2 separate regions of the Mus musculus genome follow, and region 2 is linked to region 1. A link is a contact called in ENCODE Hi-C or POLR2A ChIA-PET data. All regions are on one chromosome and are shown on one strand. The core of a region is the stretch at or near the end of the contact, and the rest is flanking DNA. Distances in the headings are between cores, read along the strand shown. Region 1 holds the start of Npas2 (neuronal PAS domain protein 2). Region 2 overlaps Npas2 (neuronal PAS domain protein 2).

Region 1 (5,454 bases), core at 1,152-3,651:
GACAAAAATAATACAAATGGGAAATAAAGAGAATGACCTACTTTACTGGGGAGGGGAGGACCTCTGTGTGAGTGTTTTCATCTAATTGACTGGGTAGGGTTGCATGTCCAAATAAGGCCCCTCTGGTGCAGGTCCAGTTTGCACTGGAGAGGAGAAATCCAGGCCCCAGAACACCATGAGCCAGGACTAAGGCTAGCTCTTGGAACTGAAGCCTCAGAAGCTCCGGAGACCCCTTCTGGACACACACACACACACACACACACACACACACACACACACACACACGCACACGGGGAGGGGAGAGGGGGAGAGGGAAAGGGAGGAGAGGGAAAGGGAGGGGAAGGGAGAGGAAGAGGGAGAGGGGGAGGAAGAGGAAGAGGGAGGAGAGGGAGAGGGAGGGGGAGAGGAAGGGGGAGAAAGAGGGAGGGGGAGGGTGATAGGTAGCCAGGAGCCAATGGGGGCGTTTTCCTTGTCCAGGCCACTTGCTGGAATGTGAGATGTAGAATGACCCAAAGAGAGCTGCCAAGACAGAGCTCTGCCCCAGGAATTGAACTCAAAGGGTGTCAGAAAGCAGGTGGCCTTTGTGCACCTGGCGCGGGGACGTGGCTCCCCTCTTCCGGCTGGTCTAGCCAGGTGCCTGCCTGCCTGCCTGCCGTGATCTCTGGACGCCAGTAGAGGGTTGTTGTGGGTTTGGGTGAAACACGCCACCCCTGAGCTCTTCCGCGGGGCTAGCAATCTCCCCATCACCCCATTCGCGCTCAGAACCCCCTCAGCGAGTCTAACAGCAGGCCTGGTTCCCCGTACCCCGTCTGCACATCTGTCTTGGCTAGGGGTTTGCAGAAGCTTGGGAAAAGGGCTCCCTGTGTTCTTGCGCGCGCCGCTCTCTACAGCTTCTCTTTTTCTTGGATTCTCGCCTGTCTCCTCCCACAGGAAAAAAAAAAAAGGTCACGTATGTTTGGAAAAATATGTAGGTCAGTGGAACATTTCCTGCACTGGTGCAAAAGGAGAGAGGGCAGTGGGGGCGGGGAGGGAGAGGCCCGGCGCTGCTCCTAGGGCGCCTCCTGGCCGCAGCCCCCGACCTGTGGCCCTGGGGTTACAAGGGGACATTTAGCGGGTTCTTGCCGATCCTTGACCCATTTTCCTGACCAGTTAAGCTCGCCCTGGAGGAGGCACCGAGCGTTCCTCCCTAGCAACCGCTGCTATATTCCACGAACAGCGTTCACTCTCACATCCCAGGACCCTTCTTCTCACCTGGTGTTCCCTCACCCACCCACGTCCCCAGTAACCTGAGTCACGGAAGCGCAGAGGCCTGCCCTTAGAGGTCGGCGTGGGCGAGGGGGACAAGACAATCACATTCTAGCAAACACCCCCACCCCGTGACAGCACAGTGGCAGTGGGCACTGAGATGATTCCCATTTACCCGGGGCACGGATTCTTTGCTACCCCCCTAGTGACAACTTTAGCAGGACCCTGGCCGGCAGCTCCTCAAATGTCAAGCTCGCCTCCCCTCTTCCAGGTTCCGCACTAAGCACAGTCTCCCCCTTCCACCGCGCCCAGTCCGGACCAGACTGGCCGGACCCCCACGTCGATACCCCCACACCCCCCTCCCCAAGCAGCCCCGCAGGACTCGCAGAGGCCCTGGGGGCGCACCGGTGTCTGCCCCGCCGAGAGTCGCCGGGGGGTCGCAGGGTCCGCGTCCCTGCGGCACGCGCTGAGTGCGCGGCTCACACTGGGTTTGGACCGTAGGGGGGTGGGGGGAGCGGGTAGCCGCCGGAGCCTGGAGGCTTAAGAGGAAGAGGAGGAGGAGGAGGAGGAAGGGGAGCGGGAGGAGGAGGAGAAAGAGAAGAGGGAGGAGGAGGAGGCGGCAGCGGGGCGGGGAGGTGGCGGCGGTCCCCAGCTCTACGCGCCCAAGAGTTTGCGGCGCGAGCGGCGGGCTTTTCCGCAGGACCCGAGGGACCCGCGCAGCGGCCGCGGAGCCCCGAGACCCCGGCGGCAGCGGCGAGAGCAGCGCCTCCCGCCGCCGCCCGGGAGAAGCTCCCCGAGCCCGCCTGCCGCCCCGGCTCCCCGCGGCGGCGGGAGGCGCGTCTCCCCGGCCCAGTCGGTGCCCGGCCTGGCGGGGCCGCCCCGGCCCGCTCGGAGGTAAGAGGCCACCGCGCTTGGGGACGCACGATCTCGGGTGGGAATACGTGCGCGTGGCTCGCGGCTCTGGTCACCTGCTCGCTAGCGCTGGGGACGCGCGGGGCAGGGAGGGACGCTCGGGCGCGACACCGCGCGAGGCTGCGCAGCGCAGGCACCCGGGGGTTGGGGCGCGGGGAGGTGAGTCCTGCGCACTCCGGGTCCTGCCGCCCTGGGCTTCGGGTCCTGCCAACCGCTGCAGCCAGACAGACGGTGGGCTCCCGGAGCTGCTCGCCAAGAGAGAGGACTAGGCACCCCAAACATCGGGATTCGGGGGTCCTCCGAGGGTGCTAGAGGGGTACTGCGTGCCCGGACAGAAGCTTTCAAGATTGCCCGCTGCCCTTCCAGAGCCCCACCGCAGGCATCCCGAAGCGTAGGGAGCCCGGGACGCCTGGAGAGTGTGGTTGCCTGGCCGGGCCCTTGTGTCACTACGTTCCTGGGTCTGACTTGGCTTAGGGCTGGACTGAAAGCCCAGTCTTTGTGCTTAGACAGCTCTGCGCTCCTGGGACTCCCCGGGTTGGATGCTACAACATTGTTTTAGTGGGAGGTGTGCCCCCTCCCCAAGTAGAGGAGGGGTGCGACCTTGACTTTTCTAAAAAGCCACTTAGGGTGGGAAGCAGGGGGCAGGGACAGGTACCAAGAGGCTCAATTCAAAGCCAGCCTCCCCCCTCTGCCCGCCTCTCCTTAACTGCTTAAGGTAAGAAAGTTTGTTTTCGGCTCTGTGGTTCATAAATAATTAGTAACCAGTTTTGTTGACAAGGCAAGATGGAAACCTTAAGCATACACGCGCATTTCCACCGACTCTAGAATCTCCTAAGGTTAAATCCGGGAGTCTTTAGTTCGTAAAGTTGTAGGCTGTAGCGTTCAACAGGTGTTGCAAGGGTCCTAGAGGCCCCAGCTTAGGGTTTTTTTTTCTCTATCCATTGCGTTAGGATCCGCCCCTAGTTCGCGGTTAGCTTGCTTCTTTACAGGTGAATATTGAGTCGTTATTAACTGCGTCGGCGGAGACAGCTAGTCTGTCTCAATCACTAGAACTCTATTATCCTTAATAGGGTTTTCTTTTATAGGAGGGATTTCCCATTTGGACTTTCCAGGTAGTTAGTCCTGAAGCAGTTCCTGGCAGGACTCAGCTCTGTCAACACCTTCCTGTCTCTCTCTTCACAGAGAAGTCCCCATCCAGCGAACTGGCCAACTAATTATGGCTTGCATGAAAAACGGCCAGCCCTGGAAGGCACCCTTCAGACTCAAGAGCAAATACTGGCTTGATCTTCCTTCCTGCTGCTAAAATTTCTCTGAAGGAAAACGTTGCCAGAAATAACCTCCAATCTCTTTTTAAATAGCCCCTAAATAAATATAATCCTGTTTTTAAAAGAGATATTGCGATCTGGGCCACTATTTTACAAAGCAAATTTTTCGTTACTGACAGATATGAACCAGTTGAGGTACTGGTGTTTCCCAGCAGTCTACTCTTTTGCCATTTCCCCTCAGAAACCCGTACCTCTATTTATTTGGAGGTCATCCCGCTGTGCAGATGTGGAAAAGGTTTTTATTCCAACTACTCCCTAGAGTTACATCTTGAGGGGTAGGAGAGGATATACTCTAGAGAAAGCACATTATTAATAAAATGTTACAACACACGCCCAAGGGTTAAACATGCCTGGAGAATGGAGTGAGACAATTGCAATGAGTGTGTTGAGAGGAAAATTTCCTGGTATGATAGATGTTCACATGGTAGCTGAAGAGATGACCTTTATATAGAAAACAATTGGTGTTTTTTTTTTTTTAACTTACCTAGTTGTTTGTAACAATTTGGTCTCTGCTTTATGTTTCTGGCTGCTTTGTAATAAAAATGTAAAAAACAATGAAATCAGTAAAAACAAATCACAATTTAAATCCATCTTTTGGGAGCGTCTGTCTTAGATCTTGATAACCTATATTAGTAGCTACTTCTCAAGTGCCAATGTCTTCAGGCTAAATTAATACGTAGGTTTCTCTCATACATTCTGGGTATATGATCTATGTGTGTGTGTGTGTGTGTGTGTGTGTGTGTGTCCAGAATTTTCCTTATAGTAAATCCTCAGAAGCCAAAGGGCTAAATCTTCATGCATTTTTAAAACAAGAACACGTGTGCTTTGTCCTGGATGCCAAGAGCCACTGTGAACTTTCCACAGGCTGTTCTGGTTGATCCCACACACACTGCAACGTCTCCCCCAGCAGAGGTCAAATTGTGAAGGGTTTGAAAATAGCCTAGTGAGTCAGTCCTCTTGGCTGCTTTACTCTAACAGTTTAATTGGCTTCATCATAGCAAGTGTCTAATGGAGCTTCACATTTACGTAGTGAAAATGGTACTTGAAGCCGCATTGGCTCACAGGGATGTTTCATTAGCATATCCCTCCCCCGCCCCGCCCCCATGCTGTTTGTAGCAAAGACAAGTTGAGGACTGTCACATCCCAATCTTTTCCTCTCATCACCATGAGGCCATGTTCACAGTAGATGCTCAATAAATAGGTTTGGGAAACAACTGGATTGTCGGTAATCACTATCCAAGGTTAGGTTTCTGAGTGCTAATATGGTACTTAACTATGAGTAATCCTGTGTTAAGTCAGATAGTGATTAATAATTCCTAAGTACACGGGGAAACATTTATTGAACACGAGCATGTAACAGAGACATTTTCCACGCAAACTTTAGCTAAGACCCTGCTGTTTCTCACTTGAATTTTTTTTTTTTATTAAGGGCCACATGCTGTGTTAAGCGAAGAGCCATTTCTTAGATGGATTTCCCCTAGAGGCCACTTGAGTGTCTGCAGGTCAGAGTGTCTAGTTCCATTTGGTGATTCAGAACAGGAATGAGAGTTTCTCTTTTATTCGGGTGTGAAATAAACAGTGTGTACAGAGAGGTGGAAGGGGAGGGGCAATCGGAGCGCAGTGAGTCACTGGGGGTTGGGGGTGGGGCCGAAGCTTCAGTGCCACACACAAGCAGACTCTCAGATACACTTAATCTCACCAGCAGGCAAGCATGTGCTAAACAACAGCCAGCTGATACAAATCATAGCAGAGACATACATGTAGGAGCCAGAGATGAGGAAGAGAGAACACTGGTGCTTGTAAACTGAATGAGGTCCTGCCACACCTCTCTGTGGGGCGGTGGACCAGGGGGAAGAGCCTTGGGCGGAGTTTTCTGGGAGGGCTTCCTCATAGCTGACCTTGTGCTGCTGTGTGAATGGCGAAGCGTGTTGTGACTTGGCAGGAAATAGAACATAGAGTTTAAAGTCAGACT
Region 2 (5,454 bases), core at 1,290-3,789, 35 kb after region 1:
AATAGTCCTAATTACTGGCATCGGCTGCTTTAAGTCATTAAGGGCCATCACTTCACACGACGCCCGTGCTCGTTCTGCAGTTGTGCTTGTGTTTAAATATAGCAGCCCTGGTCTCTGTGAAGATCTTCCCAAAACACTTACATATTTCGTTTAAAAGAAAATGTCAAATTGCAAGATCAGGGTCTTAGGGAAAATCAGGTATTAAGAATCAAATAATAACATCAATTTGTTTACTCGGAAAGACTATCTAAGAATAGAAAGCCGGTCGCGTCTCTGCAGGTGAGAGTGTCTCTGAAGGTGAGATCCTTCTTGCAATTGGGCCCTGGACCTGGAAAATGAAGATGGGGGGAAGCAAGCAGAGCCCAGAGCTCTCTCAGCAGCTTGCTGACCTCCTCAATGCCGAGACCCCTTAACGTAGTTCCTTGTGTCACTATGATATAAACGTATCCCGTTGCTTCTTCATAACTGTAATTTTGCTGTTATGGATTTTAATGTAACTATCTGATATGTAACGCCCACAAGAGGTCACAACCCCACAGGTTGAGACCCACTGGCTTATCGGCTGGTGGGGATGAGGGAACATTAAATGGACAACTGTAGAATGTTACCTGTGGCGAGAAGCTTGATCCTGTCTGGGGCAGAGGAAGTAACATGTAAGCTGAGACTTGAGTTGTGGAGAGGGGCAAGAAGACTTTTGCCAGCAGAAAAGAAAACATGTTTATAATCCTTCCAAGGTCTGGAGGGACAAGTCACTGGTTATGAGCTCCTCCGAGGGACCCAGTTCAGTTCCTAGTTACCATGTACCTAGTACCCAGCTCACAACGGTCTGTTAGGTCCAGCTCTAGGGGATCTGACTCCCTCTTCTGGTCTGAAATGTTACCTGCACTCAGTACACAAACCACATACACATGCTTTAAAAAAAAAAACAACTTAAAATAGTTGTTATCAAAGAAAGAAAAAGTGACATAAGGGACAGTTGAGTTATAGGAGTCTGATGTCCCTTTCAGTGATTTGTGCCAAAGATGTTTTGGGTCAGTGGCCAAGGTCAGCTGGTCGGGGGAACATTTTTTGTTCTGAATTCTTTCATGTTTAAGGAACCAAGAACAGGACAACTTACTTCTTTCTACCCTCCACGGGAACCCCCGGTATGTAGGATCACATTTACCTTATGGTTTCCATTCAGGTCCGTGTCACTGATTTTCATTAAACCATCTGACATTAGATCCCACTGATGGTGCCTAAGGGCAGGCAGCTAGCCTGTGTGTCTGCGCATGGTTCTCAAAATGGAAAGCTAAATTAGGACAGGATTTGCTTCTGACCTCAGATCCCACTGGGATGTTCCATCGTGTCCCTAGGAGATCCAACGTCCAGCATCTACCTTGTATTCTGTTATCTTGTCTTCAGTCTCTTCATGACCTAAACAGTTGGAAGAGTAACCAGTCATTGCTTCATAGGGTGGCTTTTGCTTGGGGTTTGTCTGTTGTGCGCTGCTGAGTTAGAGTGGATTAAAGTCCTTGCGGCAGGAATATCAGAAGGCTGTAGTGTATTCAAAGACCATGTACTTGGCTGGTGCCCTGGCTGGAGGTGATAATTTTGCTCACCGGACTGAAGCAGTATCTGCCAAGTTTTCCCGTGGAACTCCTCTCCTGATGCGTCAAAGGCTATATAAAGACACTATTTCTCACTTAACCTTGTCACTAGCTAGTATCCTTTGATACTTCTTATTTGAAGCACCATGACTATAGTGATTGCCCAATGGTCAATTTCTAATCCCATCTTCCTCTCACGTGTTTCATAAACTGGAAGTCCACTTGAAGAATGAGTTCAGTGTCTACCATAACCATCCATCCATCCATCCATCCATCTATCTACTTCTTTAAGTCACTGTGTATGGATGGATCCCTGTGTTGTTCTGTAAGTTATAATTACAGCTTTGATGCTCTGCTTGCCCCTTCCTTGGACAGTAAGAATCCTTCTCAGCTGACTTCTGATTCATCCTTGTTGCTCTTTGAACCTATACAGTTTTCTCTAATCTATCCTTGCTCCAGCCCTTGAGCCTGCCTGGCTCCCTTCAGCAAAGAGTTGTATACCTGAGGATGCTGAGCTAGAGGGTAGCTAGCCAGGGAGGTATTTCAAATATTTGACTGTTGCTGCCTCGGAGGATTTGTTGAAGACAGAAACAGACTCCTAGGAAGCTTGGCTAGGGTGCAGGACTGAAGCTAGGGCTGAGAGTGATGGTGTAGGAGAAAAATGCAGACGCCTGTAAGGTAGGTAGAAAGCTAAAAAACCAGCAGAGCAGTGATGGGTGGAAAACAGCAGTGGGGTGTGGAGACAAGAGATACAGAGAAGGAAGGAGCAGGTTTTGACAGGAGTGATTCAGATTTCTAGTTTGGGCCTGTGATCCTTGCAGGTAGCCAGGTCATGATGGGAGGGGCAGTGGGCACAGGAACCTGGGCTTTTGCTTATTGTGAAGAAGGACCAAGCCTTCTTGCCCCCAGGTTTTAAATCAGCTCCTCCTGAATAGCGAGTGCTGCAGAGTTGTACTCCCTTTGCTTTCTTTATTCAGTACTTGGCAAATACTTGGCATTTCACAGCAGATTTTAAAGCCCCGGGGCCTATTTTCTGGCTGTAGCCCTTGATGTGTTTATCAGGAAAGAGGAATATAAATAGATTAGTTTCTGGTAGCATCCTGTGGTTACCTAACTCCAGTACACTTGGGAAGGCATCGAGCTGCATTTGTCACATTTCATATGTGTGTTCGGTGACCTCTGCAGGTGCTAAGAACACATGCATACGTGTATTCATACGTAGCATTAAAACTGTTTGCTATCAAAGGTACATAACAAAATTAAGACTAGTGGAGTTATTAGAATCAGACTCAGGAGTGACTGGAGAGATGGTTCAGCCGTTAAGAGCACTAACTGATCTTCCAGAGGACCTATTTTTGATTCCCAGCATCTACATGGTGGCTTACAACCTTCTGTAACTACAGAAGGCACTGTGTACATGGTACACAGCCATATAGGTGTGGGTAGAACCACTCATAACCACACAATGAAAGTAAATACAAATCTTTGAAAAGTAAAACATGCCAAAGGCTAGAAGGATGGCTCAGTAATCAAGAGCACTTACTGTTTTTCCAAAGGACGCAAGCCCTGTCTCCAGCGCCCACTGCAGGTGGCTCACAGCAGCTCTGTAACCCCATCTTTAGAAGATTCAACGCCCCCTTCTGGCTCCCCTGAGCACTGCACTCATGTGCACAAATACACAAAGACATGCACATATGCATACATTCAAAAAAGAGTCTTCAGTGGGCTGAAGAGATGACTCAAGAGTCAAGAGTATCTGCTAGTGTGGCAGGGGACCTGGATTCAATTCCTAGCACCCACATGATAGCTCACAAGCCTCCCTAACTCCAGTTCTCCAGTTCTGGGATATTCAGCTGACCTCCATGGCCACCACACCTGCATGTGGTGCCCCTACATACATGTAAGCAAGCAAAGCAGTAATAACCAGACAATAACATAAATAAATCTAACAAAACTATTTTTAAAATCTCCAAACAGGGATCTCTTGTCAACCACTGTACATAAAAATATATTAATTAAAGTCCATAACAGATACTACCACCACCGCATTTTCACAACTCAGTGGACAGACAGAAGGATTCACCTCAATCCAGGAAGGTGCTATGGCTTGAATATGTTAGAATGTGCCCCCCCACACACACACAGTACTGTATGCTAGAATACAGTAGAGTAATGTTGTTGTAGAACCTTTAGGAAGTCACATACAGTGGAAGGTGGTTGGGTCATGGTGACGTTATCCTTGGAGGAAATTCATGATGGCCTCAAGGAGAGACTCAGCTCTTCCAAGAGTCGGTTGCCTTTTCTTTTTAAACCAAAGTTACCTCTCACGCTTAGTTTCATCTGCAGACAAATGGTTCATTTTTCTGCTCGTCATTCATACCGCGACCTAGCTGGGAATAGTTCATTAGATGCTGAATAGATGGGGCCACCTAACCTTGGACTTTCAGATTCCAAAACTCAGCTGAATAACTCTCTCTTCTTTATAAACCATCCAGATGGGGGTATTTTGCTATAACACCAGAAAATGGACTAATACACAGGACCAAAGCCAGAACCGCTACTGAGTCAATACATCATTCATGAACACATAGTGGTTCAGTCATAAGACCGCTTCTCAGACTAAAAGAGAGACATTTGGCTTCCACGCATCCGGTTCTGTCCTCTCCGTGGACGTAGATTTGTTTGTTTTGGGGTGATGCTTACTGAATTTCTTTTCCTTCTAAATCAGAAACAGCTGATGTTAATCATGTTGTTTTCAGATTCCATTCTTGACGCCGATCTACAGTGGGAGTGTTTGATGTCCCTTGGCTTCATTTTTATTTTAAATCAAAGACTGCCACTGACCCTGCCCCTACAGTGTAGGATGTGTAGACAATGGCCAGTGAGTAGCCAGGACTGCTCCCATGTATGGCTGTGGCTGGGACCGAGCTGTGTGTAGGTTATGACAACCCTACCCGACTCTTACCACACGCATAGGCCTTTTGGCCTTGTGCTTGTTTGAATCAAGGCTTTATGTGGAAAGGTGCAGGTGACAGTCACTCCAAATGAGATCTTCCTTGTATGGACTCACTGTGTGTACCTCCAGCTTCTGTCCTCGTCATACTAGAAACATCAGCTCTTTAGGACTCTGCTTACCTTACCTGTTGGCAGCATTCATAACAGCTTATGCAGAGCCCTCTGCAGTGAGCAAGGTCTTGGGTTCACTTCTCTATCAGGGAGCACAACCCACACAGAGCAGTGTAGTGGTGCTTGGGGAGGGGGTGTGAAATGATGGCAGAGCCCAGTTGTTCGGGTGATCTGGTACCCTGAAAAGCCTCCTTGGAAATGGCATGCACCCCCCCTTCCAAACAAGAGAGCAAGCAAAAGAGTTTAACTTTCAGCAAGACTGACACAGCATGGTGAACAGTCACCATGAGCACATAAGTGCTGCATGAGCAGAAAGTCACTTTAATGTCTGCCATTCAGGGTCCAAAAAACTAACCACAGCTGCCAAATTGAGCTTCCCCACAGCTTGATGGTTCATTGGTCAGATGGTTTGGTGAGCACCCCGTGTGGCTACTCTCAAGCCCTTTTTCTCAATTACTGATTGTATTGAGGGGGAAGAGGGGAAGAGAGAGAGAAAGAGGAGGAGGGGGAGGAGGAGGAGGGGGAGGCGAAGAGGGGAAGGGGAAGGAGAGGGAGATGGAGAGACTGCCAGGCAGAGAACCTCCTATCTGGCTGTACTACCCACACACTATACCCTGTGTTCGATGCTCTGTTTGCTTTTCTCAGTATATGAAACCCATCAGTAACTTCTGCTGCGGAAATGCCTTTAATGGGTCAGGATGATATGTGAATGACTTTAAATAGTGTTTCCATTTTTTGT

What was found. Hi-C counts contacts between places; a loop is a spot of excess contacts on that map. ChIA-PET counts read pairs that join two places held with the same protein, here RNA polymerase II (POLR2A).
Region 2: a map of heart shows a loop between it and region 1 (8-fold over the local background). The contact joins the enhancer-like site here to the promoter of Npas2 in region 1. A Hi-C loop is called at or near these places in 1 of 37 maps with a recorded cell type or tissue (heart). POLR2A ChIA-PET finds 5 or more read pairs at or near these places in 1 of 5 experiments (Patski).

What each region holds. Positions count from the first base shown.
Region 1 is chr1:39,191,871-39,197,324 of GRCm38, forward strand. Npas2 (neuronal PAS domain protein 2) reads left to right here and starts at 2,402. Exons shown (of 21, transcript NM_008719.2): 1 at 2,402-2,872.
Region 2 is chr1:39,227,014-39,232,467 of GRCm38, forward strand. The region is part of intron 1 of Npas2 (neuronal PAS domain protein 2); the gene reads left to right. Among named protein-coding and RNA genes, the nearest start is that of Npas2, 35 kb to the left of the region's middle. Within about 2 kb of position 2,540, at least 1 of the 3 ENCODE cell types and tissues checked has a DNase peak (open chromatin) inside an H3K27ac peak, as active enhancers do.